Regions from separate parts of the Homo sapiens genome. Here region 1 is linked to region 2. Evidence: chromatin loops called from intact Hi-C (ENCODE). Cell type or tissue: heart left ventricle. All regions are shown on one strand. Each heading gives the region's core, and the rest is flanking DNA. Links, peaks and the distances in the headings are about the cores only.

Region 1 (15,210 bases), core at 3,519-8,518, 51 kb before region 2:
AGTATCTTAGCTAAGAAGGTTTATCGAACCCAAAGTCACAAATTTTACTCCTGAGAGTTTTATGGTTTTAGCTCTTACATTGAGGTCTATGATCCATTTTGAGTTAATTTTTATGTATGGTGTGAGGTAGAGGGCCAGCTCCATTCTCTTGCCCATAGATATCCAGTTGTTCCCGCACCTTTGTTGAAGAGACTATTCTTTCTCTCCACTGATTTGTTTTAGCACTCTTGTCTGAATTCTTTTTAAAATTTATTTTTAAATTGGATATATAGCTTCATTTTTTAACTTAGTGCAACAAAAACATTTTCCAATTCAACTTCTAAGTGTTTAAAAAGCCTACTTTGTGGGGGTAGCAAGGGAAGCCCTGGAAAACTATTCTGCCAGTTACAGACTTCCTGGTTTCTATTTGACTCCTATTTGCTCTGTAACATTCTCATCTTCTGATAACACCAAACAGGTAATAATATCTTGTAATCCAGTTTATAGATATGAGATGATGAGCACGACGAGTAGTAATAAGGACAGGACTCTCCATACCGGGGTGGCATATGTTAATATTATCTCTAACATTTTTTAAAACTGTCTGTTGAAATGGAGAGTGGAAGTGCCTTATGCAACCTGAACACCAGAGCCTCACTACTGGAGGACAGGAACCATGGCCTCTCTCCCAGGCAGGCAATGCAGGGCACACAGAACCAGCAGCCTCCCTGGACTCACACCCCTGAGCAAATCTGCAGCTGACCTGTGGAGTCTCTCTTCCTGATGTACCCATGCTGGAAGTGGTACCATTGCACTTTCAGACATTTTTTAAAAAAGAGTTCCCTTGTTTCCTGAATTAAATCCCCTTCCAAACCAGGCACTAAACATTTGGAAAACTAGGCCCTTGCCCCCCAAAATAGTGATATTTTCTAATTCAAATTTTCAGCACCACTGCACTCCAGTCTGGGCGACAGAGTGAGACTCCAACTAAAAAAAGAAAAAAAAAATTTCATCAGAGGCCAGGCACAGTGGCTCACGCTGTAATTCCACCACTTTGGGAGGCCGAGGAGAGTGGATCACCAGAGGTCAGGAGTTCAAGACCAGCCTGGCCAACATTGTGAAACTCCGTCTCTACTAAAAATACAAAATTAGCCGGACGTGGTAGCGTGTGACTGCAGTCCTGGCTACTCAGGAGGCTGAGGCAGAAGAATTGCTTGAACCTGGGAGGCGGAGATGGCAGTGAGCCAAGATCACGCCATTGCACTCCAGCCTGGGGAAAAAGAGCAAAACTCCATCTCAAAAAAAAAAGTCATCAGACTTAGAAGAGGGAAAAGAAATGTCTGGGTGCTTAAAGGGTAAGTGCCAGGTGGCTGGAACAAGAGAGCCCCTGACAGCAATGCTGGGCTGTGACATCAGGGACCCCAGTGAACATAGCATACAATATGCACATGTAACACAAACCAAGGAAACAAAGCTCTAAAATCAGGTTTGTTTTTTAATTTGGGGAAATCTTTCAAAAGGAAGCATTTTATTGGATAATTTTCTTAACGTCAGTGCACAATTCTCCTCTTGATTTTCTTGAGTCTGATGAGAGTCCAGACAGCTGACAGCCTCGCATTTGGAGGGAGGGGAAACTCACCAGTGGTAAACAGGACCATTTGTAGAAAAGTTTTATATCACCCCACTCTTGCCTAGAGGGAGGTCTGCTTCCCACTAAAGCTGGGGTGACTCAGTGCAGAGGTAGTGGGTCGCAGGCCAGCAGAGGCATATGGTCTTTTATTGCCCTGACAAATTCAAACAGATCAGGTGAGTGACCTCTTCCACACTGAAGAGGATCAACGGATCAAGAGCAATGGCTTGCTTCTCATTAAGAACAGAAATACACATGGTCATTGTAAGAGGTCAAACACAGCCAAGGGCGGTGGCTCACGCCTGTAATCTCAGCACTTTGGGAGGCCGAGGCAGGTGCATCTCTTGAGCTCAGGAGTTCAAGACCAGACTGGGCAACATGGTGAAACCCCATCTCTACAAAAAATACAAAAATTAGCTGGGCATGGTGGCACACACCTGTAGCTCCAGCTACTTGGGAGGCTGAGCCCAGGAGGGTGAGAGGATCACTTGAGCCCAGGAGGTCGAGGTTGCAATGAGCCATGTTCACGACACTGCACTCCAGCCTGGGTGACACTGCGAGACCTTGTCTCAAAAAAAAAGAGGTCAAACACCTGGATATGAAAGAGAGGTTAAGTGTCCCCCAGGCAGAGACTGTGACTCTGAAGAGTGTGCAAAGTAGAGGCAGGAGGCCTCAGGCCAAGCAGGCTTTCAGAATAACCCAGCAAAATAGTCTCAGCGAGCCAAGGGGCCCCTGGGTTCTCAGGTGAGGTTTGCACACTCCATCACTTAGCAACTGTGTGACTAGGCTACCTAACTTCATCAAGCCTCAGTTTCTCCGCTTACAAAATGGAGACAATCCTGTCTAGTTTGCAGGACTGTTCAAGAGAGCAGAGTAATTCTATTAAAGTGCCTAACAGAGCCTGGCATCTGGCAGCTTACAGGAGTTATCTTATCAGAGATGATCCTAAGTCCGTGTCCGGTTACACTTTGTAAAGAATGTTCATGGTAAATCTTCAAAAGCACTGGGCATAGCCGAGGAGACTGAGAATTTGAAAATACAATGGTTTTGGAGGAATGAGACCTGAATCACCAGTGATTCTGCAACAACCCCTAGTGATCATCCAGTTGCTCAGGTCAAAGTGCAAATCTTGGCCTCTGCGTTCTCTCACGTCAGCAAATCCAGCCAGCGCCTCCTGCCAAGCACACCCCAGCCGAGCCTCTCCTCACCACCTACTGTCACTACCTTCACATTGATCCAGCCTTCACTATGACAGTCACCTCCCACTCCTTTTTTCCCTCTACAGCCAGTTCTCCACCAAGAGCCACTTATCTTTTTATACTTAGATCAGTCAACATCATACCCTGCTCAAAACCCTCCCATGGCCTCCCATCCTGATCCTCCAGCCTCCCTACCTCCCCATTTCCCTTGCTCACTGTCCGGCCAGGCCTCCTTGCTGTTCCTCGAATATTCCAAGCACATGCCTACAGCGGGCCCTTGGGTTGCTGCTTTTCCCACCTGGAGTGCTCCTCCCACACCCATCACCATGGCTCACTCCCCCGTGACCAACAGGTCTGTGCCCAAAAGTCACCTCCTCAAAGAGGCCCTTCCTGACCACCCATCCAAAATAGCAGAGAAAAACAGTACAAACTTTTTAAAATTAAAAATAAATAAATACATAAATAAATAAAATAGCAGTTCTGGCCACTTCCCCTCCTCCCTTGTCTGACTTTATTTTCATTCTTCCCACCACCTGGTGCTTGTTTCTTGCTGTCTTCCTGAGTAGATTACAAGTTCCCCAAAGGCAGGGTCCTTCTCTGTCTTGTGTACCACTGTTATCCCAGTGCCCACAACAGGGCTTCGGAGCACTTACGCATGAAGAAATGTGTCTAAGTCGAAAAGTGAAAAAGGTCCGGCCCAGCAGCCAGCTTTACCTTCTTCCCAGCTGTGGGGCTGCTCTCCGCACTCTGCAGGGGGCTCCTCTGGGGGCTTCGGCTTTCCTGGGGGACACACCTGCCCATGTACACGCTGTAGTCGAGAAGCATCTTCTGCCGCACGCTGCCTGCCAGCTCCTTCTGCTTTGGCTGTGACATGATCTCCTCCACACTGCCTTTGCTGCTGCTGCGGCTGTGGGTCAGGTGCCCGGACGGACTGTTGTGTCTGCTGTGTGCAGGCAAAAGCCCTGGAGCCAAGAAGACGGGGGCTATTCACACAATGAAGAAAACAACTGCAAAGTAAGCGGACTCCCTGAGAAAAGCAGCTACAATGCTATCAAATGACTGTTTAAAAATATTTATAAGGGGCTGGGCATGGTGGCTCACGCCTGTAATCCCAGCACTTTGAGAGGCCGAGGCGGGCGGATCACGAGGTCAGGAGATCGAGACCATCCTGGCTAACACAGTGAAACCCCATCTCTACTAAAAATACAAAAAATTAGCCGGGCGTGGTGGTGGGCGCCGGTAGTCTCAGCTACTCGGGAGGCTGAGGCAGGAGAATGGTGTGAACCCAGGAGGTGGAGCTTGCAGTGAGCCAAGATCATGCCACTGCACTCCAGTCTGGGCAACAGAGCGAGACTCCATCTCAAAAAAAAAAAAAAAAATTTTATAAGTTTATTTCCCACCCTGAAAAGTACCTTTTTCTCTAAGGTAATTTTTAAGAACGGTTTTTATTCCTCTCCAAGATAATTAGAGTAATGGAAGTAAAGAAATATAGTTGGTAGGTACTATTCTCTTTTCTCCTGATGATCTTTTAGGAAAAGGTCAAATATAGGACCAACACATCCCAAGTAGTGGCGAACTTGTCAGTGCTATCAGGGGTAAATGGAAAGTGGGTAGAGAGCTAATTAATTGTTCATCCACAAGCTCACAGCAATTCCAAAGATGTCTTTCATTCGACAAATTATGCATCAAGCACTTTCAAGCACACCATGCTAAAAAGAAGACATAATCCCTGCCCTTGAACTCACGCACCTAAGCAGATAAATCACAATCTTCTGTAACAAGTGTCAAAATTGTAGCACAACTAAGGGACTCTCTGGGCAAAAAGAAGGGGGTGACTACCTCTGCCCAAGAGACTGGAGCGGTGCTTACCCTAGCTGACTTTCACAGCAGTGACATCTACGCTGTATCTTGAGGGAATAGTTGCCATTTTCCTGGCCCAGGTGGGGAAGAGTATTCCAGGTACAGGAAGCAGCATATGCAAAAAGCAGTGACAGGGCACAGTATGTTTGGAGGCCAGTGAGAGATTCAGTGAAGTTCTAAGCATAGTACGGGGGGCAGAGGATAGGAAATGAGGATGGAGAGATTAGCCAGGAACAGACTGCAAAGTGCCTCAAAAGCCAACCTCGAATTTAATATTGACCCTGTTGCGCCAGAGGTTTTAAGCATGGGATGCGCCTGATGCTAACAATTTTATTTAGATTTACTCTGATGGCCAGGTGAAACGTAAAGTGGTTAAAATCAAACCAGGCTGGGCGCGGTGGCTCACGCCTATAATCTCGGCACTTTGGGAGGCCGAGACAGATGAATCACTTCAGGTCAGGAGTTCGAGACCAGCCTGGCCGACATGATGAAACCCCATCTCTACTAAAAATACAAAACATTAGCCTGGCATGGTGGCCTGTACCTGTAGTCCTAGCTACTGGGGGAGGCTGAAGGCAGGATAATCGCTTCAACCTGGGAGGCGGAGGTTGCAGTGAGCCAAGATCATACCACTGCACTCCAGCTTGGGCAACAGAGCAAGACTCTGTCTCAAAAAAAAAAAAAAGAAAGAAAGAAAGAAAGAAATCAAAAAATCAAATCAAACCATTTTCTTCTTAAGAGGCTCCAACCATCAGAACCATAATTCCCCAGAGCCTCACAAAGGGTCACGCAAGCCATTTCTTAATTTAAATTTTAGCCAGATAATTTCCAGCACTTTAATATTTTACACTGCATAACTATAAAAATACATTTTTGTAACTTTTATTATCCTTATACCGTTTTCATGTTTAGCATTTTTTTAATTGCTAGGATAAAAGCTACATCAAAAACATTAAAAAATAGATGTAAACTAATATTACATTTAATATCCTGGATTGGATCCTGGAAGAGAAAAAGGACATTAGTAGAAAAACCAGTGAAATCCAAATAAAGATTACAGTTTAGTTAATAGTAAAAAAGAGAAAAAAAGATGAAATAAACAGGGCAGCATGATACCAACACTTCAAACCAAACTGATCCCATTGTGACTGAGCCACACTCCATGTAGAGGAGGAAAGGAACCCCCTACGAGGCCTGGCTGGTGCTCATTGCCCACAGAACAGCCTCTTCACATCACCTCACCCTTCCCCTGAGTGGGACAAAGCACAGGAGTCGTCACTGCACTGTGGGTCTCATGGACAATAGCCCCTGATAAAGTCAAGGACCTTCCTGTGCAGAGACCATACTGGAATTCTGCCAAATGACCATGTGGCTTTCCTGCTGTCTCCAGATTCTTATTCCTCCGGGAGGCCTTTCCTGACCTGCAGCCTGGGCACTGCTGGCTGGAAATGCAGAATCTCAGCCCCACCCATGACCTCGAGTCAGAACCTGCATCTTAAGATCCCGTCAAACATTCAAGTCTGAGAAGCACAATCCGTGTTGCTAGAGAAATCTATGATTTTGGTGACAGCATCCCTGAGGGAGAGGACAGGGCAGGTCGTCGAGCAGGAAGACTTCTAACTTCTTGGTACTGATAGATGTACCTGGCCTCAGAGAATCAGACCAGTCCTACCTTCACGGCTGACCACCTATGTAGTCACTGATTCAGAGATGGTTTTGAAGAACAGCACAGTGCTCACCAATTTACCTTGCTACTAGTTTAATCACACTTTTGGTGGCTTAAACTTACCATAAATATCTCAATTCATAGCTTTCAAAGGCAACCCAGACTTACAGATGTACGAAGACATTAGTGGTGTGTGAGCCTTGCTTTAGTACCAGTGAGTGCACTGAAGGTTTTCCCACATCTCTGACTCTTACCATTATGTTTGTTGTGTGCTGAGTGGAACTTTTGGCAGGATTTCCAAAAATTGAACTCGTTAAAAATAATCAAATGCTTTATTTAAGTCCATGAATAACATGCCTCTTTTGAAGGTGCTCTGGGGGGCCCCTAAGTACCTAAGGTGGTGTTTCCTGGTGGCCCCATATACCCCCGTGGGTTACCTGATTCTGAGCTTCAGTGCCTAGACCAGTAGACCTTTATATTTCCAGTAGGAATACAATCTGAGCCACATAAACAATTTTAAATTTTCTAGTAGTCACATTTAAAAATGTAAAAAGAGGTCGGGCACAGTGGCTCACGCCTGTAATCCCAGCACTTTGGGAGGCCAAGGTGGGCGGTTCACTTGAGGCTGGGAGTTTAAGATCAGCCTGACCAACATAGTGAAATCCTGTCCCTACTAAAGATATAAAAAATTAGCTGGGCGTGATGGCGGGTGCCTGTAATCCCAGCTACTCAGGAGGCTGAGGCAGGAGAACTGCTTGAACCTGGGAGGCGGAGGTTGCAGTGAGCCAAGATCGTGTCACTGCACTCCAGCCTGGGCAACAAAGCTAGACTCCATCTCAAAAAAAAAAAAAAAAAAAAAAAAAAGAAAGAAAGAAAAAGAAAGGTAAAAAGAATACAATTAATTTGAATATATTTTTAACCCAATATATCTAAAATATTATTTCAACATGTAACCAATATAAGAAGTTATTAATGAGATATTTTACATTCTTTTATTGGACTAAGACTTTGAAATCCAATGTGCATCTTATACTTAGAGCACACCTCCATCTGGACTGGCCACACTTCAAGTGTTCAAAAGCCACATGGGGCTGGTGGCTACCGTAAGAAGCAGCACAGGTTTAGACCTACCAGGAGAGCTAGGCAGTGCCTGGTGCTGAGGAGTTCTTACCCACTTGAATTTTCTTTTACTCAGTGTTATGGGTTGAATTGTGTCCTCCAAAAAATATGTTAAAGTCCTAACCCCAGTATCTCAGAATGTGACCTTATTTGGAAACAGAGTCATTGTAGATGCCATTCATTAAAATAAAGTCATACTAGAAACAGGGTGGGCTCCTAATCCCATATGACTGGTGTCCTTCCAAGAAGACACAGAGCCACTGACAGACAATGCCATGTGATGATAGGCCAGTGTGGAGTGATGCGGCTGCGGGCCAAGTATTGATGGTCACCACCAGAAGCTGCAAACACGCAAGGAAGGATTCTATGCAGAGTCTCACAAGGAGCATGGCCCTGCTAACACCTTGATTTCAGACTTCCAGCCTCCAGTACTGTGAGAGAATACATTTCTGTTGTAAATCACCCAGCTTGTGGTATTTTGTCCCAGCAGCCCTAGGAAATAAATATATCTAGTAATCTCCCCATTCGTCTTGATTCTTAAAAGGGACTTCTTAGATCTCAGTGCTGGGATTAGGATGGAATCTGGTGTTGAAGCTGACAGAATGGAAGGTTAGCAAAGGAGTTAGGGCAAAGGCTCAGATTATGTTCCAGGGGAAGGAACCAAAGCACTCTGAAGCAATGTGTGACACTCATGTGACCAGCATAACTCCCGGATCAACACAAATGCCTTGTTAGAGAAAGCCCCAGAGTGGCTCCCTCCTAGTCTTTGTTTCAGATCCATGTAAGAAAGCTTTCCCTAATAACACCCACACTGGTCTTGTCCCAATTATTTGTTACACCACACTCATTTTAGCATGGCAATTTGTGAACACCTGACTCATACGTGCCAGTTTTGCATAACAGGCACAACACCTGAAGGACAGGGGAGCTACTGCTTTTTACTGGTTTTGTGTCTCTTGCAGCTCCAAGCCCAGCCAAAGCTGAGCAAAGAGGTGCTGCATGGTTATCAATCCGAATGACCACGATCTGACCTGAATGGTCAGGAAGTGCAAGGATTCTGCATTCTATGGCAAGCTCAGGCTCGGAAGACATATTGAGGGTCAGGTGCTCGAAAGTACCAGCCTGAAGGATCTCCCTGACTCACCTGCCATCTCAGAACCAGGGTTTTTCTGTTGCTGCTTCTCTCAGGGGAGTCACATTATATACAAATAAAACATAACCAGCAAAGGCTAATAAACATCATCTGCAAATGGATCCATCATTGGTTAAATGATTTGGGACAGACGGCTGCAGTGATCAGCCTAGATGGTAAATGAGTCATGAGAATGCACATTAGGTGGCAGACAACCATCAGTTCAGGGTGGGCTTCCTTCCTTCCTTCCTTCCTACCTGGCATTCTTTCTCTATTCTCCCTAGTGGCCCTTTAAAAATGCATAAGCATTTAGCACAAACATCATTACCTGGTTTACCTCCAGAGACACCCGATGACTTCTTGATTTCCGACTTTAGCTTAGATGCCAGAATAAATCTCCTAAACCATTCCTCTTTTTCTCGGCCAGTTCTCCCAAAGAGATAGAGTATCTGATCTCGCTGGCTAGATCTTGTTCCCTCCTGAGGGCGGGGTGGCTTCTTAGGGTCCTCACTTCCCTCAGCTGGCGGCTTCTCTTCTGAAGTCTCCTTATCAGTCTGAGCTTTAGACATAAAGTCATCTTGCTGACCAAGCTCGATACAAATGGGGTACTTTTTATTCCAGATTCGCTTTCGAGCCAAAGTTTTAGGTACAAGATAAATCTACAGAGAAAGAAAAATGATGATTTATATATTAAAGATTGGCTACACTATGCATTAATATTATGCATAGCACAAAGTGCAAACCTTATAGACTTTTTGACTAAAATGATGAATATGAAATAACTTTCAACACTTGTTCATAACATGACTACAGAAACTGGAATTTTCAGAAGTGTCTTGTTATTCTTCAAAATCATTCCACAAAGTAGGCATTTAATAATTTTGCGAGAGTTATAAATATCCGTAATTTTCAGGTGGCAGTAGCACAATAATAATGTTTAGCTGCTTATCATCAACTATGTTTGGCTATCAACTGAATTTAATGACCTTGGACCAAACTTAAGTTGGAAGAAAAAAAAAGATAGCTAAAATCTAGATGGGAAGCTAAAGTCAACCTTGAGTATCAAACTCAAGTTAAGAATAAACTTATATAAAAACTATTTTAAGTACTTCTCTCACATTGGAGAAATCTAAAGATCATTCAGATGAACTGTAAGAACAGAGAAACAATAGCTTTGTGGAATACATAATTTACATTTCTCACAAAAATAGAAGTATATAATACTTAATCAAAATGTAGTTATTTTGCATATCTATCATTTGCACATGTACAAAGACTTCAATAGTTAAGTACCGCAGAATCACCACACATAGCCACACAGCTTTTTGTTTGACTGAAATAATTAGCTTTTAAAGGCAGAATTCTGAGTGCACAACACTTGTTCCTCAAGTTGTGGTCTGTGGACCAGCAGCCTGAGTATCATCTGGGAGCTCATAAAAATGCAGGCCCGAGGCCCTGCCCACAGCTACTGAATCAGAATCTGCATTTAACAAGATGCCCAGGTGATGTGCATAAACTTTAAAGTGTGAGAGGTACTGTCCCCTAAGGTATACTGTTCAACGACCACAAACCTTTTTAGGGTATAAAAAAATGCAGTTAAGCATCCAAGATGCCATATGCTTTTCATTCATCTAAGCTATCCTTCCAAAATTGCTCAGGCTCACCTTGCTGTCTGAGAGGTCATAGATTTTCTGGCTGATGTAGGTGACCTCTGGCTTGGGTTCATTGTAGCTGGCCCTCCTGGATATATTTTTATTGGGCTTTGAAAGTCTTAAGGTTCCACCCTCAAGTCGAACAAAGACTGAATGTGTCAAAGTCGCATGGTAGGTTTCTGGATCATAGTTGTAAATCTCATTCATCCATCCCTGATGAAGAAAAACTTCCATTAGTAATATCAGAATAATCGCAAATCTGATTTAGTGTGAAATGATGAACACTGTGGTATTTGGGACACTGAAACCAAACTTGATCACGACACAGATATCAGCTCACCAATGACTACAGGTTGCAAAGAGAAGTGCTTAGCTGGGAGGATAACTGGAACTGAGGAGGTTTTTGATAACCAAAAATCTGGATTTGGAGGAAAAATGGCAATGTTCATTATCCTAAATAAAAGGTTCTTTCTTTTTTTAAAGCTTATAAGCACATCAGGAAACTCAGAAGATTTGTTCATGTGACTGAGCAAGCCTCTCTGCCTGACCTCCTTTGGGGTGATTAATCCCACCCAGTCTGGCCTTCTTAATTAGCTAAACACATGCTCTTCCCAGCCCAGTTGGAATCTTTGAAATTTCAGGTATTAATTCATGTTATCACAGGACTCAGAGAACTACCTCTCCACTTCTGTTGCACTACAATATGTACCTCATTGAAACCATGCAGTAAAGCAGATGATTGAGAATTAGGCATTAAATACATCGTAAATATAATCAATAATATATCAAAATTCAAAGATACATAGTAACTTAAATGGGTAAAATTGTGCTCCAGGTCCCCCTGCCAAATTGGACATAAATGATTTTGTGTTACATATCTTGATTTTTTAAAAGAGCCAACACTGAAATGTATGACAAAAAATACATACACAAAAGCCTAATACACTATACACTGTGTTAAAGCTAATCTCATAGCTGTCATCATCATTCATCACTGAACACTTCTCCTGCCTCAAATACTTTTTCAGGTTATGAGTAGCCCAGATCTCACAAAAGAAGTCCTCTGGGGAGTTTTAATTGATATCTTCCTACTCTCCCCAACTTTTTAAAAATACATGTCTTTGTAATGAGCAGAGAGATGCTAAAGCTCACTACATGGGAGTTGGGACTGTCATTCTTTTCAAGCAATAGCCATTTCCATGCTAAGTATTTGAGTCTCACACTAAAGTCTTGAATTGAAAGCCTATGAGAATGAGGACTCCTCAGAATTCTTTCATTCATCCTTTTATTAAAACACGCATTGAATCTATGTGCGAAGCAATGGGTTAGGAGTTGGGACAAAGATTTTTTAAAAGGACAGGATTCTTGATCCAAAGGTGCCTCCAAAAGAGTAGAGAATTAGGTCTTCATTCCCGTATCCTATGACCCCACTGTAGTAAACATAATAGAGACAAGTTGTCACAAACAGAGCACCTAAGTGTGAAGTGGAAGGAAAAATGGACAAACATATCTCTTTGTCATGGGGGAAAGAGTGTGAAACTTATGAGCCAATTATATGGATTTATATACCTCAGTAGATGTTTTGGCCTGAGCTGGGAGGTTCTCTCCCTCCTCCCAAAGAATGACCGGACAGGAGCAGCATCTATTCAACAATATTGAGTGAGCAAGCAGTGGCCATGGGAAGAGGCGTTTGTGAGGAAACAGCAACAATCAGAGCAATGAAGAGAAAAAGATGACAATTACAGATCACAGTGGGGCCTGAAGTGGACTGTATTGTCAGAGCATCCGTTTGGGTGGGTGTATTTTTGCTAAATGTAGAACTAAGTACTTTCTTTGGCTCACAGTTTTTTTGTCTTTTTCTTTAGTCTGTTCTTATGGCAAATTACATTCATTGACTTTCAAATGTTGAACCAGTCTTGCATTCTCAGGATTAAGGATGTATGAGTCATGATGTGCTGAAATTGGGCTGTATCAGCTCACAAGAACGGATTCTACACATCTCTTCCTAACTCCATGTTCAGTGACTTCACGTTGGTAGCTTTCAACTGGCAACAGTGGGAGTTGCTACATCACGGAAATCAGGGAATAGTCAAATCAAGATTTTTTTTTTTTTTTTTTTTTTTTGGAGAGCCAGTTTACCAGCATAACACTTTGCTGATATTTTGTTCATTTGTCCCTCTAAGTTCATGAAGGAAAATGGTCTATAGTTTTCTTGCAGTGTTTTTTGGTATTAATGAGCCTCAGAAAATGCAGGTAAGTGCATTTGGGAAGTGTTCCCTCTTCTCTATTTTCTGGAAGTTTGTGTAGAATTAATAATATTTCTTCCTTAAAGGTTTGATAGCATTTGCCCATGAAGCTATCTGGGCCTAGATTTTTCCTTGCAGAAAGGTCCCAAACTATGAATTCAATTTCTTTACTTGCTATTGGACTATTTAGGTTATCTATTTCTTCTTGAGTAAGCTTTGGTTTGTATCTTTCAAAGAGTTTATCTATTTTATCTATGTTGTCCAATTTCTGGGCATAATGTTGTTTACAATATTTCCCTATAATCCTGTGAATATCTGTAGTGTCTATGGTGATGCCCCCTCTTTCAGTCCTGACACTGGTAATTTGTGCTTCTCTCAAATCTTTCTTTTCGTATGTATGTATGCACATATATATGTATATATGTATGTATCTATCATCTATGTATTTGATACAGGGTCTTTCTCTGTCATCCTGGCTGTACTGCAGTGGCACAATCATAACTTACTGTAACCTGGAACTCCTGGGCTCAATTAATCCTCCCACCTCAGCCTCCCAAGTAGCAAGGGCTACAGATACGTGTCACTACACCAAGCTAATTTTTTTAAAAAGATCTTTGTAGAAATGGAGTCTTGCTATGTTGCCCAAGCTGGTCTTGAACTCTTGGTCTCAAGCAGTTCTCCCACCTTGGCCTCCCAAAGTGCTGGGATTACATGCATGAACTACCACACCCATCCTCTAACAAGCTTTTAATACTATTAATTTCCCTCTAGGCACTGTATTACCTGCAATTTCTGATAGGTTGTATTTTCAGTTTCCTTCAGTTAAAAATATTTTCTATTTTCCCTTATGACTTTATCTTTAGGCCCACAGGCTGTTTAGAAGTATTTTGCTTAATTTCCAAATATTTGAGAAATTTTCAGATATCTCTCTTACTGGTTTTTAGTGTAATTTCATAATAGGAAACAGGCTTTGTATAATTTCAATTCTTTTAAGCTTGTTATATGGTCTATCTTGGTTCCAAGTGCAGTTAAAAAAAATGCATTCTGCTGTTGAGTAGGGTTTTCTATAAATATATTTATTTGTCTTTTTAAGCACAACCATTTTCACCAAAGATCTCCTGACACAGAACACACAGCTTTCTTCTTATTCAATTTGGTTGCAGAAAATACTGTCTTACATATATAACAGGTTTACCAGGGCTAAAGTTCTAAAGGCAACTAGATTAATAAAGAACTTGAAGCAGATATAATCGTTTTTCTAAGATACTTCAGAGGTTGTTTATGCTTGCAGAGCTACTAAAACCAAGAAGAATCCATGAAGGGCGGGGGGAAGTTGGAGCTGATGAGAACTCTATTAGATCAAAACAGCCACTTGTTATCAGTGTCATTTATGAGCCATTTGGCCATACAGTCCCTGCATGCAATTGCTCTTCTTGAATCATTTCACTCTGAGCACACATCTGCTGGCTAGAGTAGAGGCTACTTGAGAATATGGATTATGTGTGATACTGCCTTCGTCCATCCTAATACCTAAGCTGAGATGCTCAGCATTTATTTAATGGCTGTTTTTGAATTATGATAATCACAATTTGATATAAGATAGACATTACTGCGACAAATCACCATATAAAATATTTTTCGTTATTTCCAGGTACATAGAATTACAGATACATGTACAAAAGCCAGTAGAATTAACATGATACTGGCACCAAATGAGAAAAAAAGGATTAACATGATACTGGAATTTCAGACAAAAATCCCTGCATTATGTTTATCAACCACTCACCACCAGACTAGAAGGGCTAAAGGAGAAAAAAAAGACAAGTATTATATTACATGAAACTGTTCTCCAAGAAAAGGACAGTCTCTGAGAAATAGAGTAAAGTAAGCTGTGGGGATTTTTCCCATTTGAAACTGCTGGGATTGTACAGGTTAATTATCTGATTTATGAATAAGAGAAACTTAGGGATAAAAGTTGTTTCTCTCCAATTGCTTTCATTTCGTCTTTCCTAAATCAGAAAATGCAGACTTGTCCAGGGAGGTGCTGTACAATGGAAATATTAATATAATGTGAGCCATAAATGTGATCATGAAAATATGTAATTTTATTTTTACTTTATTTTTTTGAGATGGAGTCTCGCTCTGTTGCCCAGGCTGGAGTGCAGTGGCGTTACCTTGGCTCACTGCAACCTGCACCTCCTGGGTTCAAGCAATTCTCCTGCCTCAGTCTCCTGAATAGCTGGGATTACAGGTGTGTGCCACCACGCCCGGCTAATTTTCGTATTTTTAGTAGAGATGGAGTTTCACCATGTTGGCCAGGCTGGTCTCAAACTCCTGACCTCAAGTGATCCACCCACCTTGGCCTCCCAAAGTGCTGGGATTACAGGCGTGAGCCACTGCGCCTTGCTGAAAATGTGTAATTTTAAATGGTCTAAGAGCCACATTAAGAAAGAAAAAGCAGGTAAAATTAATTTAAACAATGTATTTTATTTAAATTCATATCAAAATTATGATTTCAACATGTAATCAATATTAAAAATTATTACTGGTATTTTACATTCTGTTTCATACCAAGTCTTCAGAATCCAGTGCGTACTTTACGCTTAGAACACATCTTGATTCCAACTAGCTACACTTCAAGGGCTCAACAGCCACATAGGGCTCAGGACTAGTATATAAGAGACAGTTCAGGGCCAGTTATTGGGTTCAAGCTTTTTAGCCCTAGAC
Region 2 (15,210 bases), core at 3,733-8,732:
GGCTATAAAGCGCTTTTGTCTATTGTGATAGGCCCCTCAAAACTTGTTTGGGGTAAAAAGCTGCCTATTAGGGATATATGTTCCATACTGTGAAGACTTTCTTACAAAAAGTAAACCACAGTTTACAGCAAAAAGAAACCAGCAGGCCTAGGTCATCCCTGAGTATGACCCATCCTATTCTGCTCCTCTAATTCATTGCTATACATAAGTAAATGTTCTACTACAAGTACTAAAATCATAAAAACTCCCAAATTCTGCACATCCCTTTTTGAGTGCTATGGGAATATATTTCCATCTTTAGGGAAGTTGGTTACATTAGCCTAGGACTTTACCGAGACACAAACAAGCTATATCAGATGAGCTTTCCTATGAAATTCCACCTGTAGCAAATGTTCATCCATATTACTGTTACCTGGTGACTTTGTTGATGACTCTGTCTTCCCCTTTACACTGGCCACCTTGGGCACCTGCAACACAGATTTTTCCCTATGTAAACTCCTCCTTGAAATAGCAATCTAAATAGCTTAAGGTACAGCCGGCTCTCCATACCCACAGGTTCCACATCCGCAGATTCAACCAACTACAGATCGAAAATATTCGGGGAAAAAAAAATACAACTAAAAAAAAATAAAAATTTTAAAAACAATACACAATATAACAGCTATTTACATAGTATTCACATCTTATTAGATATTACAGGTAATCTAGAGATTATTTAAAGTATATATGAGGGCTGGGCCCAGTGTAATCCCAGCACTTTGGGAGGCTAAGGCAGGAGGATCGCTTGAGCCCCAGGAATTTGAGACCAGCCTGAGCAACACGGTGAGACCCCGTCTCTACAAAAAGTTTTAAAAATTAGCTGGGTGTGATGGCTCACGCCTGTAGTCCCAGCTACCTGGAGGCTGAGTGGGGAGGATCACCTGAGCCCAGGTTGACACTGCACTCCAGCCTGAGCGACAGAGTAAGACCCTGTCTCAAAAAATTAATTAATTTAAAAATAAAGTATATGGGAGGATGTGCATAAGTTATATGCAAATATAACACCACTTTATACAAGCGACTTGAGCATTCTCTGATTTTGGTATCTATCAGGGATCCTAGAACTAATCTCCTATGGATACCGAGGGATGATTACACTACAATACAGGAATTAATTTAAGAATAACACCTAGTTAAAGATAAACTCTTATTTTTCCCTCAATTTATTATGCACACAAACATTTGGAGTTAGCTATAGATCTATGGCTCTCTTAATTTCACAATTTATTCACTGTTAAATGTCTGTTTGCATAAACATTTTAATGTAAGCCAAATCTTGACAGTTGGACACGTGGAATTTGAGCTCTGAGAGTGAAGGCAATGATTGAATATTCCGGACTTACTTGTTTCCTGTCTTATAATTTGCAAAGTGGTGCAGTACTCAGATTGACCTCAGGGAGCTTAGAGAGGGGTGAGGAGCGAGACAATCACATAATCAATGCAAGAACTAGGAAGTGATGTGAAGGGCACCAAGAGATCACAGTCAGCAGGGAAACCTGATCCGTTTTGAATATTAATCACAGAAGGGCCCCCTGAACAAGTGGGCATTGGGCTGACATCTCCAGGATGAGTCGAGCTGGCTAAGTGATGGCAGCGTGGGCATTCCAGAAACAAGAAGGGTAAGAGTAAGGGCCTGAGGCAGGCGCAGAGCCTCATGGGGGAATCTGAAGCAGCTTCTCGGGGGTGAGTATTATACACACAGTATGAGACAGGAGTGCGGCAGGGGCTGGGTCATGCAGTGCCTTGAAGGCCACATTGAGGATCTAGTTTTTTTCCTAAGGGAAAGGAGGAACAAGTGAAGGCTTATTGTATGTGGTCTGGAGACAGGTATGCAGGTGACCAGATGCGTATTTTGAAAAGCTTTTTCTGGCTGTAGTGTGGAAAATAAACTGGAAAGAGGCAAGAAAGGGTTCAGGAAGGTCAGTTAGACAATAACAACATTTTAAGTGAGAGACAATGGCAGCCCGGACTAGCGGGGTGGCTGTGGAGATGGGTGAAGGGATTTGAGATTAGGAGATGAAATGCATGGAACTTGATGGGTTGCATATGGGAGTAAGGAAGAAGGTGTTCTTAAGCCCTAGGTTTTGGGCTACAAGACTGCAAGGACAGGCTCCCATTCACCAAGTCTGGGAATTTGAGAAGGGCTGGGTTTCTGGGAACATGGTAGGTTCAGTTTGGGACATTTTATTCTGAGATACTTGGTGACCTCCCAGTGTGAGTATCAGAAAGGTGTTTAAAGTTCTGGTTCAGTAACTGATACTATTACATGTCCACCCAGATAGGAGACTAACAGTTCCTTACAAATAACCTACAACCAGCAGAAAAATAACCTGTTGAATGACGAAGTATTTTCATCACTGTTAAAAGTCACGAACTTCTAACAAAACTGCACAAGCAACATCTATAATAAAAACAATTTCAGCCAGGCGCGGTGGTTCATGCCTGTAATCCTGAGACTTTGGGAGGCCGAGGTGGGAGAATCACGATGTCAGGAGTTCGAGACCAGCCTGGCCAACATGGTGAAACCCCGTCTCTACTAAAAACACAAAAATTAGCTGGGCATGGTGGTGGGCGCCTATAATCCCAGCTACTCAGGAAGCTGAGGCAAGAGAATCGCTTGACCCTGGAGGTGGAGGTTGCAGTGAGCCGAGATTGTGCCATTGCACTCCAGCCTGGGCGACACTGTGAGACTCTGTCTCAAAATAAATAAATAAATAAAACTAAAATAAGACCATTTCAAAACTGTCTGTGTAAGTTCAATTTTTTAAAATATATCTTTCAAGAGAAAGTTAATTCCATCTACTATTCAAGATAAAAATTATTTAAATTTTGGCATTCTAATTTAAACCAATGTATTAGTCTGTTCTCATGCTGCTTTGAAGGAATACCCAAGACTTGGTAATTTATAAAGAAAAGAGGTTTAATTGACTCACAGTTTCACATGGCCGGGAGGCCTCGGGAAACTTACAATCACGGCAGGAGACACCTCTTCACAGGGTAACAGGAGAGAGAATGAGTGCCAAGCGAAGGGGGAAGCCCCTTATAAAACCATCAGCTCTTGTGAGAACTCACTCACTATCACAAGAACAGCATGAGGGTAACCACCCCCATGGTTCAATTACCTCCCACCAGGTCCCTCCCATGACATGTGGGGATTATGGGAACTACAATTCAAGATGAGATATGGGTGGGGACACAGCCAAACCATATCAACCAGGCAGCAAACAAGAAACTTCAAAATGGAGAAAGAAAAATAACTGTTCCTTAAAATGAGCAAAGCAGGGTCTTTGCATCACCTAAAAAGCTCACTGATAAGCACCAATTCACTAAAAGGTTTGAGATAACTGTAAAAAAAAGGAATTAGCTTTTATTGAAGATTTATGTCCCAGACACTTCAAGACACCCCTCATTTAATCTTCATGGCCCTATGAGGCAAGAATTATGCTTCCATTTTCTGAATAAGGAAACTGAGTCAGAGAAATTGAATAATTTGCCATGGCATAACTACTAATAAGGGCTGAAACAGAAATCAAACATGTCTAGACAACTCCTTTTACCAATGCCCAAGACAGGAAAGGGACGAAGCTGCCATTTCCTTGGTGCCAGTCTTCTGCCTTGGAGGTCAAATAATGGGATGTTTATTTCCAAGTTTTTTCTGTTATTACCTGCAATTAAGCAGTTATGTTCTTAGTCTTGAAATAACCTTAATTTTTAAAGAGCTGTCTTTGTCAATTCAATCCTCTCTGCTTCATCTTCTTAAAAGAGTTTTACCTAGACATATAATCATACCCCAAAGAGCTTTGTAAATTTAGTTATAACTGTTCGCAGAATTTAGATCAAAATGTAAACTGAAACCTGGAAAATACAAATGTTTGTTTTCTGTCAAATGCTTACTGCATGTTTCCAACCCAAATCCACTAAAACGATGAATAAACTAAGCTTAACTTACAAAAAAATTTTCAAAAGCAACTTATTTTCTTAAGGAAATAATGCTGGCCAGGCATGGCGGCTCACACCTGTAATCCCAGCACTTTGGGAGGCAGAGACAGGCAGATCACCTGAGGTCAGGAGTTCGAGACGAGGCTGGCCAATATGGTGAAACCCCGTCTCTACTAAAAATACAAAAATTAGCCAGGTGTGGTGGCAGGCACCTGTAATCCCTGCTACTCGAGAGGCTGAGGCAGAAGAATTGCTTGAACTTGGGAGGCAGAGGTTGCAGTGAGCCAAGATCATGCCACTGCACTCCAGCCTGGACAACAGAGTGAGACTCTGTCTCAAAAAAAAAAAAAAAAAAAAAAAAAAAAAGCAGAGAAGATAAGAGAAGAGAAATAATGTTATCTGGTAAGTTCCTTACCAGGCCACAAAAGGTTAACAACTTGAATTGTTAAATAAGGACTCTAGGTGTGCTAACAGGAAATATTACAAGTCCTTACAGATGGTAAGTATATGCACTGCCTAGAAATGCATAAATGAAATCATGATAAATGAGGGGGAAAATACAAACTAGTAAGTACACTGATTATACAATGTTTAAAAATGTAAATGAATGCCTGCTATGGTAGGGTCATATGAAGCTTAACTTTCCTCTATGATCTTTATATATACAGATGTATATAAGTATGTGTATATGCAGATGTGTGTGTGTGTGTGTGTGTGTGTGTGTGTAAAGCTCTTTGTTAATAAATGTTTAAAAGCCTATTCATCCTCCAGGAACCTAAGATAACAGCACTTGTCACTGCCCACCCACGGGCCAGCCCACGACACCCTGTCCTGGCTCAGACACTGGGCAAGGTGACTGAGGGGACACTGAAGAGGAAGAGGGTGGAGGTGGAGTTACGAAGAGGAGGGAGCAAGCAGGGCTGTCCTCAGGCAGGTCAGACAGGCGCCTGGTGCAGTAGAAAGAGTATATGCTTCCAACTCAGACTGACCCCTCTGAGCAGTCAAACTCTAGCTCTGCCCCTCACCAGCTGTGTGACCTCAGGCAAGTGACAGAAACTTTCTGAGCTTCAAAATGAGAAAAATAAAGTCTACCTCCTAGCATTTGCATGGGGAATGAAAGGAATTCTACAAAATTCCTGGCATAAGTGTCTGTCTCCTTGGATGGCTAGTCCCTCTTCTTCCTTGATCGGTTTAGAGTCAGTTGCCTGGTCGATGAAGGGGAAAGCAAGGCAAGAGTAACAATAGGGTATTGTGGGGATTAAAGGAAGATGTATGGCAATGGATCTGTCAACTGCAGCCCTGTACAAACACTGATTATTAATGTACTCTGGGACTCTGGAGTAATAGGAATAACTTCAGGGCTGAGCAGGTCACATGTGAAAAAATTTTTAAACAGCAGCAGCATCATTGGCAGTATTATACTGCTGCTTAAAAGACTTAGAATTTTGTGACTCAGTGCTTAAAATGACATTCAGAAGAAAAATAGCCTCAGGCCAACAGCCGCAATCCTTCACCCTGTGCCCAGGCTCCTGTGTCTGGGATTCAGGGCCATGCTGAAGCCAGCTGGCCTCCAGATGCAGTGACAAATCCAGGGAAAGCATTTGGGGTTGTCAGAGCTCATGGAGTGACTGCTGAGGGGTCGGTTCATGCGTCTGGAAGACAGTTGGGAACTACTGTCTAATGTCTGGCAGCTAGGTTCAGTGCTGAGCTCAGAAGCCGACCAGTGAGCAGGAAGATGCTCAGTTCTGCTTTGAACTGCGGCCAAGAGGCCAAGCGGTAATTTCATCTCTCCTCCAGTTCTTGCCGCAGGAAAACTGACAATAAGGAAAAAACAGATATGGCTGGGTCTCTCTCTCAAAAGGACACTGACACCAAAGTCCTAACTCCTCAAGAGGTCCTTCAAACAAATCTATCAAAATCTGTGAAAAGAAGCCTCACTGAATTCCAAGATCCCAAAGATAATTGTTACTCCTAAAATTTGTTGTAGTAAAAATAACAGCGGGTCTCAGCTCAAGTGTCACATTCTCAGAAAGACCTTCCTGACTACCTCATCCTAAAAGTGGGGCCTCCTCATCCCTTATTATCTTTCTAAAATTATTATTATTTTTTTTTAAAGGCAGGATCTCACTCTATCACCCAGGCTGGAGTGCACTCGTGCGATCATAGCTCACTGCAGCCTCGAACTCCTGGGCTCAAGCAATCCTCCTACTCAGCCTTCTGAGTAGCTAGGACTACAGGCACATGCCAGTACACCCAGCTAGTTTTTCAATGTTTTAAATAGAGACAGGGTCTCACTGTTGCCCAAACTGGTCTCAAACTCCTCGGCTCATGTAATCTTCCTGCCTCAGCCTCCCAAAGAGCTGGGATTACAGGAGTAAGCCACTGCACCTGGCTCTCTCTTTATTTTTGAGAACGGTACTGTCTGACATTGCCTACCTGTTACTTTTTGCCCCACAAGAAAAATATGCTGTATGTGGCAGAAAGTTAGGTTTATTCACTGCTGTATCCCAATGCTGGCACTGAAATATTTATTAGTTTAATGAATGAATGAAGGAACACTGCACATAATACCTAAGTAACCTATTTATGTCCTTTTTAGAAAATTCCATATAGTTCAGAAGAGGAATGTTTATAGTTGAGTATATTTTACAAGTTGAGCATCAGGTTTTAGCTTCCATAATGTAACATTACAGCACTGTTGCTATAAGAAAGTGAAATCTACCTTAAAACTCAGATGTCACTATTCAATGGTATCCTTTCCAGGAACAAAAGCCTTCCTGAGGACTATAACATGGTAATTCTCTCCTCCACGGAACCACTTTGTATAAGGTTGTTTCTGCTGGGAAAATACATTTCTTTTAGGACATGGAAAATCTAATCCAGTTGCTGTAACAAAGAAAAGGATCCTTCCAGAAAAGGGAGGAATTACTACTTCTGGGTGGTGGAAACTTGTCATATCTTGATCATACAAATAAAGGCTCCTCTGCAGGATGTGATCTACCAGGGGTTTGGAAGTAGAAATCAAAGGGCTGTTGCCACCAAGAGGACTGCAGTTTCAGACCTGTGGTGCCAGGGCCTGCCTCTGAACCAGAATCATCCTCCTCCCAGCCTGTGAGAAAGTACAGCAAAGGACTTAAAAGCAGGACACAAATCCAACATATGCAGTTTTCATAACGTACTTTGTTAAAAACATGTATTCTCAAATTGTGTTACACATAATACAGGCACGCAATGCCTCCTTCATAACTAATGTAAAAAACAATTTGGCCAGGTGCAGGGGCTCATACCTATGATCCCAACACGTTTGGAAGCCAAGGTGGGAGGATCACTTGCGGCCAGAGTTTGAGACTAGCCTGGGCAACATAACGAGATCCCATCTCTAAAAAAAAAAAATTTTTTTTTTTTTTTGAGATGGAGTCTTGCTCTGTCACCCAGGCTGGAGTGCAGTGGCACGATCTCAGCTGACTGCAACCTCTGCCCTCCAGGTTCAAGCGATTCTTCTGCCTCCGCCTCCCGAGTAGCTGGGACTACAGGCGCACACCACCACACCCGGCTAATTTTTGTATTTTTAGTAGAGACGGGATTTCACCATATTGGCCAGGCTGGTCTCGAACTGCTGACCTCGTGATCCGCCTGCCTCGGCCTCTCAAAGTGCTGGGATTACAGGCGTGAGCCACCACACCCGGCCAAAAATTTTTTTAAAGATAAAGCAATTTCTCTAAAAAATTAATTTCAGGCCATAAAAACCCACAAGGTCAAAGGTTAAACCCATCTTTTGACTCTCAGGGGAAAAAAGCATATGAATAACCAGGAAAATGAATACAGAGTTGGTACAGCTTTTTCAATAATAAAAATAATAAAACTGTTATTAGACAAAAATGTCTTCTTCAAAAAGACCCTTGGGGGAAACACTGGGCCTCAGCTCCTGATGTGAGTGGGGAGGTGCATCTTTTGGAAGCACTACTGTCAGGCTGTACAAGTCTCAAAATGAGGCCTGGCTGGCAGGTTCCAGCTCTGCTAATCTTACTGAGGAACAACCAACAAGGGACATTCCCAGCTGAACGCTTTAACACTCAAGGGAAAATGGTGTCTGTAACAGCAGCAAACTTTCTCTTCAAAACTTTGCATCTTATTTTAAATGAAGGGTTCTTAACACACACATGCATGCAAGTTTTGGTCTGTGTGTACATGTGCGGATTTCTGCGGAGAGAGTTCATAGTGTTCAGAGTCCTAAATGGTGACTATGTCCCAAAAGAAGTTAAAACACCACTTTTTTTTTTTTTTTTTTGAGATGGAGTCTCACTCTGCTGCCCAGGTTGGAGTGCAGTGGTGGGATCTCGGCTCACTACAACCTCCACCTCCCGGGTTCAAGCGATTCTCCTGCCTCAGCCTCCCAAGTAGCTGGGACTACAGGCATGCACCACCATGCTCAGCTAACTTTTGTATTTTCAGTAGAGACGGGGTTTCACTATGTTGGCCAGGTTGGTCTCGAACTCCTGACCTCGTGATCCGCCCGCCTCGGTTTCCCAAAGTGCTGGGATTACAAGTGTGAACCACCGCGCCCAGCCAAAACACTACTCTTTTAAAGGGTGGCAGAACTTTAGCCTTTGGATTATTTTGGGAAACCAAAGTTTTTCTGAGCTGCCTCTAAAGATTTCTGTCAAGCTGGGAGCCACTTGGGGTCAAAAACCTTTTCCCAAGAAAAATCCTAGGAAGCCTGAGAACTAACACACAATCCTGATGTGGGTGTGGGCCTCTCGTATCTTTGGAATGCCTAACCCGCTGGACCTCACCGCTCAAACAGCCCCTGACGTCTAGACAGCAGGTCAGGAAGGTCTTCACTTAGGGTTTGGATTCTTGAATTTGCCTCGCACTCATGGATGTTGACATTGTCCAGAGCAGGCTTTGACATTTCATAAGTTACTATTTTTTCTCAGAAATGCATTATTTTCTCCAGCTTCCCAAGAAAGATCAAAATTAATGCTGAGTCTTTGATGCTTCAGTACATCACTCCAAATGCAGGGTACATCTCCACAGAAACTTTCCTCCCAGGCAAGCTTTTTTCTTCAACTAGGCATTTCTACATCAAAATGTAACCCTTTAGTCACTGTTCCCACTGTCCCCTGCCCCCTCAACAAACTGTATCGCAGCTATTTAAACATTTTTCAACATCCTGTAAGAATAACACGTACATTTCCCCCTCCTGTTTAAAAAAATTATTTTTTTCTCTTTGTTTTGACAAAATCCTGTTCTCTAGTTGCTTTTTCAAATATGGAAATTTAAGCATGATACAAATTACATGAACTCTCTACTCCCCCCAACCCTGGCTGCTGGACCTGTTGTGATCACATATCTGTTTCTACAAGCCACAGAAGAAAGTGACCTTGTTACTCTGAAAATCTCACTTTCATTCCAACTCTACCCCATTACCAATATTCTTTCATACATATGGCAATTTTGGGCCTTTCTTCAAAAATGTGACCAAAGGTACAATAAAATGAAAGGCTGAAAAATGACTGCTTTCTGCTTGCTCTCCTGAACTACAATCTTCTTCCATCATTTTTTTTCTAAACCAAAAGGTACCAGTCTATTTGGAAAATAATCAGTTTTATAAAAGGTACCCTTACACTATTATTTTTACAATGACTACATGTATGGCAGGAGAAATTACAATCTGCTGAGAAAATTGCAAAATAATTTCTAACTCTATTTGCTATAATTTGACAATTCTATCTTAAGAGTCTAGAAAATATACCATTGTGAAATGTCTCAAACCCATTATCCTAATTGAAATCTATTTAAATGGAATAGTTCCTTTGCAAGTCACATAAAAGCACATACAGAGCAGAGATCCTTCCTATTAAATCTAGAAATGCTATGCCTATAAAGTACATGACATCTAAGCAGTAAAGATTTTAGCCTCAAAATTCCTTAACCATTTGTCATCGTGTATGTGAACGCTCATCTAGAGACCTTCACCTGCTGCCATAGATACAAAATCGAGGATTGAACAATGCCCTTAAAAAGTAATAATAATAAAGTCAAGAAAAGCAGACATATTATGGTCATCTAGCTAGATTTCACTGCCCAGTTTTTATTCTCCACGTTTGTTTTCTTTTTAATACGATGAACCTTTTTCACTTTTCTGATCCTAAACCTTTGACTTTGGAATATACTGCATATTTTGGTGGTGTTCCATTAAAATGGGTCTGTGTCATAGGGATACGAACCAACTGGACAAGACGGAAGGGAGCCCCCAGCACAACAGAGAGCAAAGGAAAGCCCGCAGACAGCTGAGAGCTAAAGCCATTACTGCCTCTGTATTTAAAATCCACAGTGCTGACTCTTCATTAATTTTAGATGAAATTCCACAGTAGGTTTTCTGTAATTACCAACAGCTTGCATTACTTGCTCATGAGATGGCTCTATCAATAAAGAGATCCGGTTTCTTAAGCAGAGTCTCCCAGATCATACGCCCACCTTCATGTGAGGACGTGTGCTGCCAATGGTCTAAGAAGTCCTCAGAAGCAATATGGAAAGGAGACCTTTCTCCAACACCCTTTAAGAGCCAGATCCCTGACCTCCTCCTGAGCACTAGAGGCTGAAATTCAGAAAGGAAGAAGCTTAAATGGCCAAAGGCAGAAGATGACCATTCTTGACTCTAAATTTCTGCTAACAGGGATCTGCTGCAATCATGCATATTTGTCACCAGTGTTGTCCTTTTTTTGACAGAGTCTCGCTCTGTTGCCCAGGCTGGAGTGCAGTGGCATGATCTCAGCTCACTGCAACCTCTGCCTCCCAGGTTCCAGCAATTCTCCTGCCTCAGCCTCCTGAGTAGCTGTTATTACAGGTGTGCGCCACCACAGCTGGCTAATTTTTGCATTTTTTAGTAGAGACGGGGTTTCACCATATTGGCCAGTCTGGTATCAAACTCATGACCTCGTGATCTGCCCACCTTGGCCTCCCAAAGTGCTGGGATTACAGGCGTGACCCACCACGTCCAGCCTACCAGCATTGTCTTAAATATTGGGCTGCCCCCTAGAAGAATGGTCTTTCTGAAAGCAGCAACTTCTGTCTTTAAAAAAAGGTATATAAAACAATCATACTTTCATGAGCAGAGCCCACCATCACAGGACACACATGATGTTCATGAGGAAAGGAAGGAGTCAGTAACAGGCAACAGCAGATGTGTGTTCTAGAACAGCTGGAGGCTGCACGAGGAGAAGGCTGGACTTCTGGGCTAAAAGGGGTAAGCTGAGGCCCTAAGGCCTTCCAAGGAAGGGCAGGATCCACCTTCCAGAGTCACAGAGCTGGGAGGACCAGCCTCCTGGTGCTGTGTCTACGTGAGGGACCCCCTTTTCTTGCTGCAGATAAGAATCACCAGACCTAACAGAAAAGCCAATGACGGGGAACAGATTATTCAGGATACAGAAAAATAAAGAAGGCGGCAGCTGGGCGTGGTGGCTCATGCCTGTAATTCTGTAATCCCAGCACTTTGGGAGGCTGAGGTGGGCAGATCACCTGAGGTCAGGAGTTCGTGACCAGCCTGACCAACATGGTGAAACCCCATCTCTACTAAAATTACAAAAATTAGCTGGGCGTGGTGGCAGGTGCCAGCTACTTGGGAGGCTGAGGCAGGATAATCGCTTAAACCCAGGAGGTGGAGGTTGCAGTGAGCTGAGATCAGGCCATTGTACTCTAGCCTGGGTGACAGAGTGAGACTCTGTCTCAAAAAAAAAAAAGAAAAAGAAAAGAAAAGAAAGAAAGAAGAAGGCAGAGGAGGAAGAAGAGGAATAAAAGAGGCAAACCCAAGAAAAATAAAAAGATGCCCTGTGAAAATTCAGTAGGGTTCTGGTCAAAACAAATGGACTAAGAAAACTGAAGGAGAAAATATCCTGGCACAGGACACCTGGCTAGGATGACGTGTATCTCCAATTCTCTCCCTCAAAGGTCTTCTAGGATTTGAGGGGAGTGGGGCTAGCAGTGAGGAAAGAGAATGTCAGGGCTCCAGAGATGATCTGGTTTGAGCAGTGAGGAGGCGGCCAGGCTTGCGCACGGATGCCCCGCGCGGGGAGCCTGCAGTTCGCTCACCGGTGTTGTCTGTGCTCCAGGTTCTTCTACCGTGAATTGGTCTCTCCATTCTAAAAAGCTGGCTTTAGAGCTTTTTAGATGAGAGGTATGAGAGATTTAGACCTGAAGTTCCTCTTTAACCTTTCTCAGTTGCGGGCTTTTTGAAAGCCTGATGAACATCAAAGATCTCTCCCCACCACACAAATATACATACACAAATATCCTCAAGATTTTGCACTTGATTTTCAAGGAGACACAGATATTTCTCTTCCCCCTCCCCAAGATTAAAAAACCCAGATGTACAGAATTCATTACACTCTTTTGAATAGGAGGAGTAGGGTTTTAATCCACATTCCTTTGGATGGTGAGTGCATGGTCCTAGGGCATTTGGGCAAGACAGAGACAGCATGTGAAATCTCACTCCAGGAAGAAGACAGCCTTCTGGTGCCTCCCAAAGCTTTGCCAGCAATTTTACTCCTGGAACCAAGACTGTAGTGGGAAAACGGCTGGTTACTTTCTAGACAATAAATAACCAATCTATTGAAAAACAAACTATAACTGCAAAACATACCTAAGTGCTTTATGTTAGTGAGAGAAAGAATAAGAAATAATCAAAGAACAAGAGAGAAAGACAGAAAAGAAAAATTGGTACACTAATTTATAAGCTATTAATTTGGGAGAAAAGAATCTATTTTATAAGAATTTTCCATGCTTAATGCTACTTAAAGAGTTAAAATACTTGTTTAAGATTCTTCAAAGACCTTCCCTAAAAGGAAACACAAGATGGGTAAGGACCTCATTTTAAAGATTCACAGGAGGCTGACTCTCACCAGTGTCTGGACCTGCCCAGTGACAGTCCCCAAGCATAGCCACTGTTTTCTAAGCAGTGTCATCTGCTGAATGCTGAAGGGATCACTGGATAACCAGTCCATATTAAATAAATGCAGGTATAGCCTATTTTATAAGCCTTTTATCAGGCCTCAAAGAATTTGGCTTGAAATCATCCCAGTGATTAGACGAGGGTTCCCATGCCAGATGGTAGGCTTCCTGCTTGTCTGTCAGGGACCCTCCCTCCCTTAGCAGTAGCATCACACTTGAAAAGATGTCCCTGTGTACCCACATTGACAGAAATAAGAACTAAAGGGCTGGCCAGGCAGGGCTCACCCCTGTGATCCCAGCACTTTAGGAGGCCAAGGAGGGTGGATTGCTGGAGGTCAGGAGTTCGAGATGAGCCTGGCCAACATGGTGAAACCCCATCTCTACTAAAAATACAAAAATTTACCAGGCCTGGTGGTGCATGCCTGTAATCCCAGCTACTTAGGAGGCTGAGGAAGGAGGATCACTTGAACCCAGGAGGCGGAGGTTGCAGTGAGCCGAGATTACGCCACTGCACTTGAGACTGGGCAACAGAACAAGACTTTGTCTCAAAGAAAAAAAAAAAAAGGAAAAAACATAAAGGGCTGACCCCAGGTACCTGCCCCCATACCTACTGTTTACTGCTGTAAGAACAGGAAAGCAAAACCTCTCATTCCAACTTTAAATACTGACTTAAGCACTTGTATAAATGAGCTCCTAAAACAGAAAAACATCGTTCAAAAAAATTCCTTTTTTCCTTAGCTTGAATAAAGCACCCATCTCACTCAACGTTAACCAATCGACAGTACAGCCTGCTTTGTGCTTACTTAGCAGTGTGTAGGGTGAGAGGCTAGGACACTCCACTGGAGCACTGTGGGAAGGAGCTCAGGAGGAGCTGGAAGGCAGTTCTGAGAGGGAAAACGGAGGCTAATGGTTCAGTTCTGTGACAGATCCCACAAAATGGCTAAAATGCTTGCAGACCATAAGAAAGCTAAGTTTTAGAAATAGTGAAATTTGCAATTTCTGGAAGGCTTCTTTGGAGCTGTGGGTCAACAAATATACATATATTAAATTTGTTTTCAATTGTATTTTTTGAGATTAACACTTTGGCATTAAAAAATCATACAGACTTCTGGAAGGATCTCTTAACCATCCACCCCAGAAAATTCTGGGCCCTGCACTTGCTACACTTGCTGCCAAAACAACTCTATCATCTAACTGAAAAACTAAACTCAAGATGTGTTTTTTCTCTTCCCTAAGATTTTAGTACCTCCTGAAATAAAATTCACTTCAGGCTATTAGGCCTCCTCTGAACAATGATCACAGTCAGCCTTAAGACAAAAGCTAGGCTGACCAAATGAGTTTGGTTTCTGGCTCAGAGCATGATCAACAGCCATTTCTGCTGGGAGTTTTAGCCTTAAAAAAAAATTAATGTTCCTGCTTCACTATTAACCTACCCCATCAGGATCGAATACCACTCACCGTATCCCCACAGACATTAGCCTACCCTGGGAAATTAAAACAAAAGCAATTCCTTTCCCACGGGTTTTCAGCTACTGACTTATTTCCCATTTCGATCTTGCCCCTGAACTTAGCCAGGCAAAGAGGCTCAATTCCTGAGGGCAGCTCCTGCCAGGCTTCCTACAGCAGTTTCTGCTCCTAACTGTAGGTGAGGTGGATAGGAAACTGGGGTGGCCACATCAGATCAGCCACTGTCAGGGACTAACCGTCAAGCAGTCACTTCTAACACACATCCAGGCACTGAGGATACCAAGATGGCTCCTGCTCCAGGTTAAGTGGGAGCATTTCCATCATTTTTATCAAAGGAAACAATAATAGAAGGTAGGAAATGCTCAGCCGTTAGTGAGCAACTTTAGTGAGCAGGTGCCAGCCTGCCTGCCTGAACAAGAGTTCTGTGCTTACTTCCCAGCCCCAGTCACAAGCTCCCTTGCCCTCTGGATGGCTTTTCCTCATTTGTCATCATTAAGTCCAACACACACACTTCCCTCTACCTGCTCTCAGATGTAAAATTATCAGCAAGGTAGGGTTAGAGTTTACTGCATGGTCCACTTGTAATAGACTTCACCTTATACAAACATCTGCATGGTCTACTACACCTGCCGGAGGCCTACTTTAAAATCTGTCTATGGAAAATAACACTGTTGTCTCGGTCTGGCAGGCAGCATCCTACAACAACATAACTTGCTCCCCTCTCACTTTTTTATTTTTTTTATTTTTGACAGGGTCTCGCTCTGTTGCCTGGGCTAGAGTGCAGTGGCACCATCTTGGCTCACTGTAACCTCTGCC

Evidence for each region. Peaks named below come from ENCODE experiments on the same cell type or tissue, not always from the same donor. Only the 100,000 strongest peaks of a DNase experiment are listed, where the experiment ranks them.
Region 1: it touches region 2 in a loop (12-fold over the local background); 10 of 110 quality-filtered maps call a loop at or near these places.

Annotation. Positions count from the first base shown.
Region 1 is chr17:64,184,646-64,199,855 of GRCh38, forward strand. It overlaps TEX2 (testis expressed 2), which reads right to left. Exons shown (of 12, transcript NM_001288732.2): 3 at 10,250-10,450; 4 at 8,914-9,244; 5 at 3,523-3,770. Among named protein-coding and RNA genes, the nearest start is that of SNORA50C, 46 kb to the left of the region's middle. In heart left ventricle, for the core only: no CTCF peak of the experiment used is centred there; no DNase peak of the experiment used is centred there.
Region 2 is chr17:64,235,561-64,250,770 of GRCh38, forward strand. All of the region lies in intron 1 of TEX2 (testis expressed 2), which reads right to left. Among named protein-coding and RNA genes, the nearest start is that of TEX2, 20 kb to the right of the region's middle. RefSeq lists a silencer at 4,685-4,894. In heart left ventricle, for the core only: no CTCF peak of the experiment used is centred there; DNase peaks (open chromatin) are centred at 4,848 and 5,641; H3K4me3 peaks cover 279 bases; H3K27ac peaks cover 2,238 bases.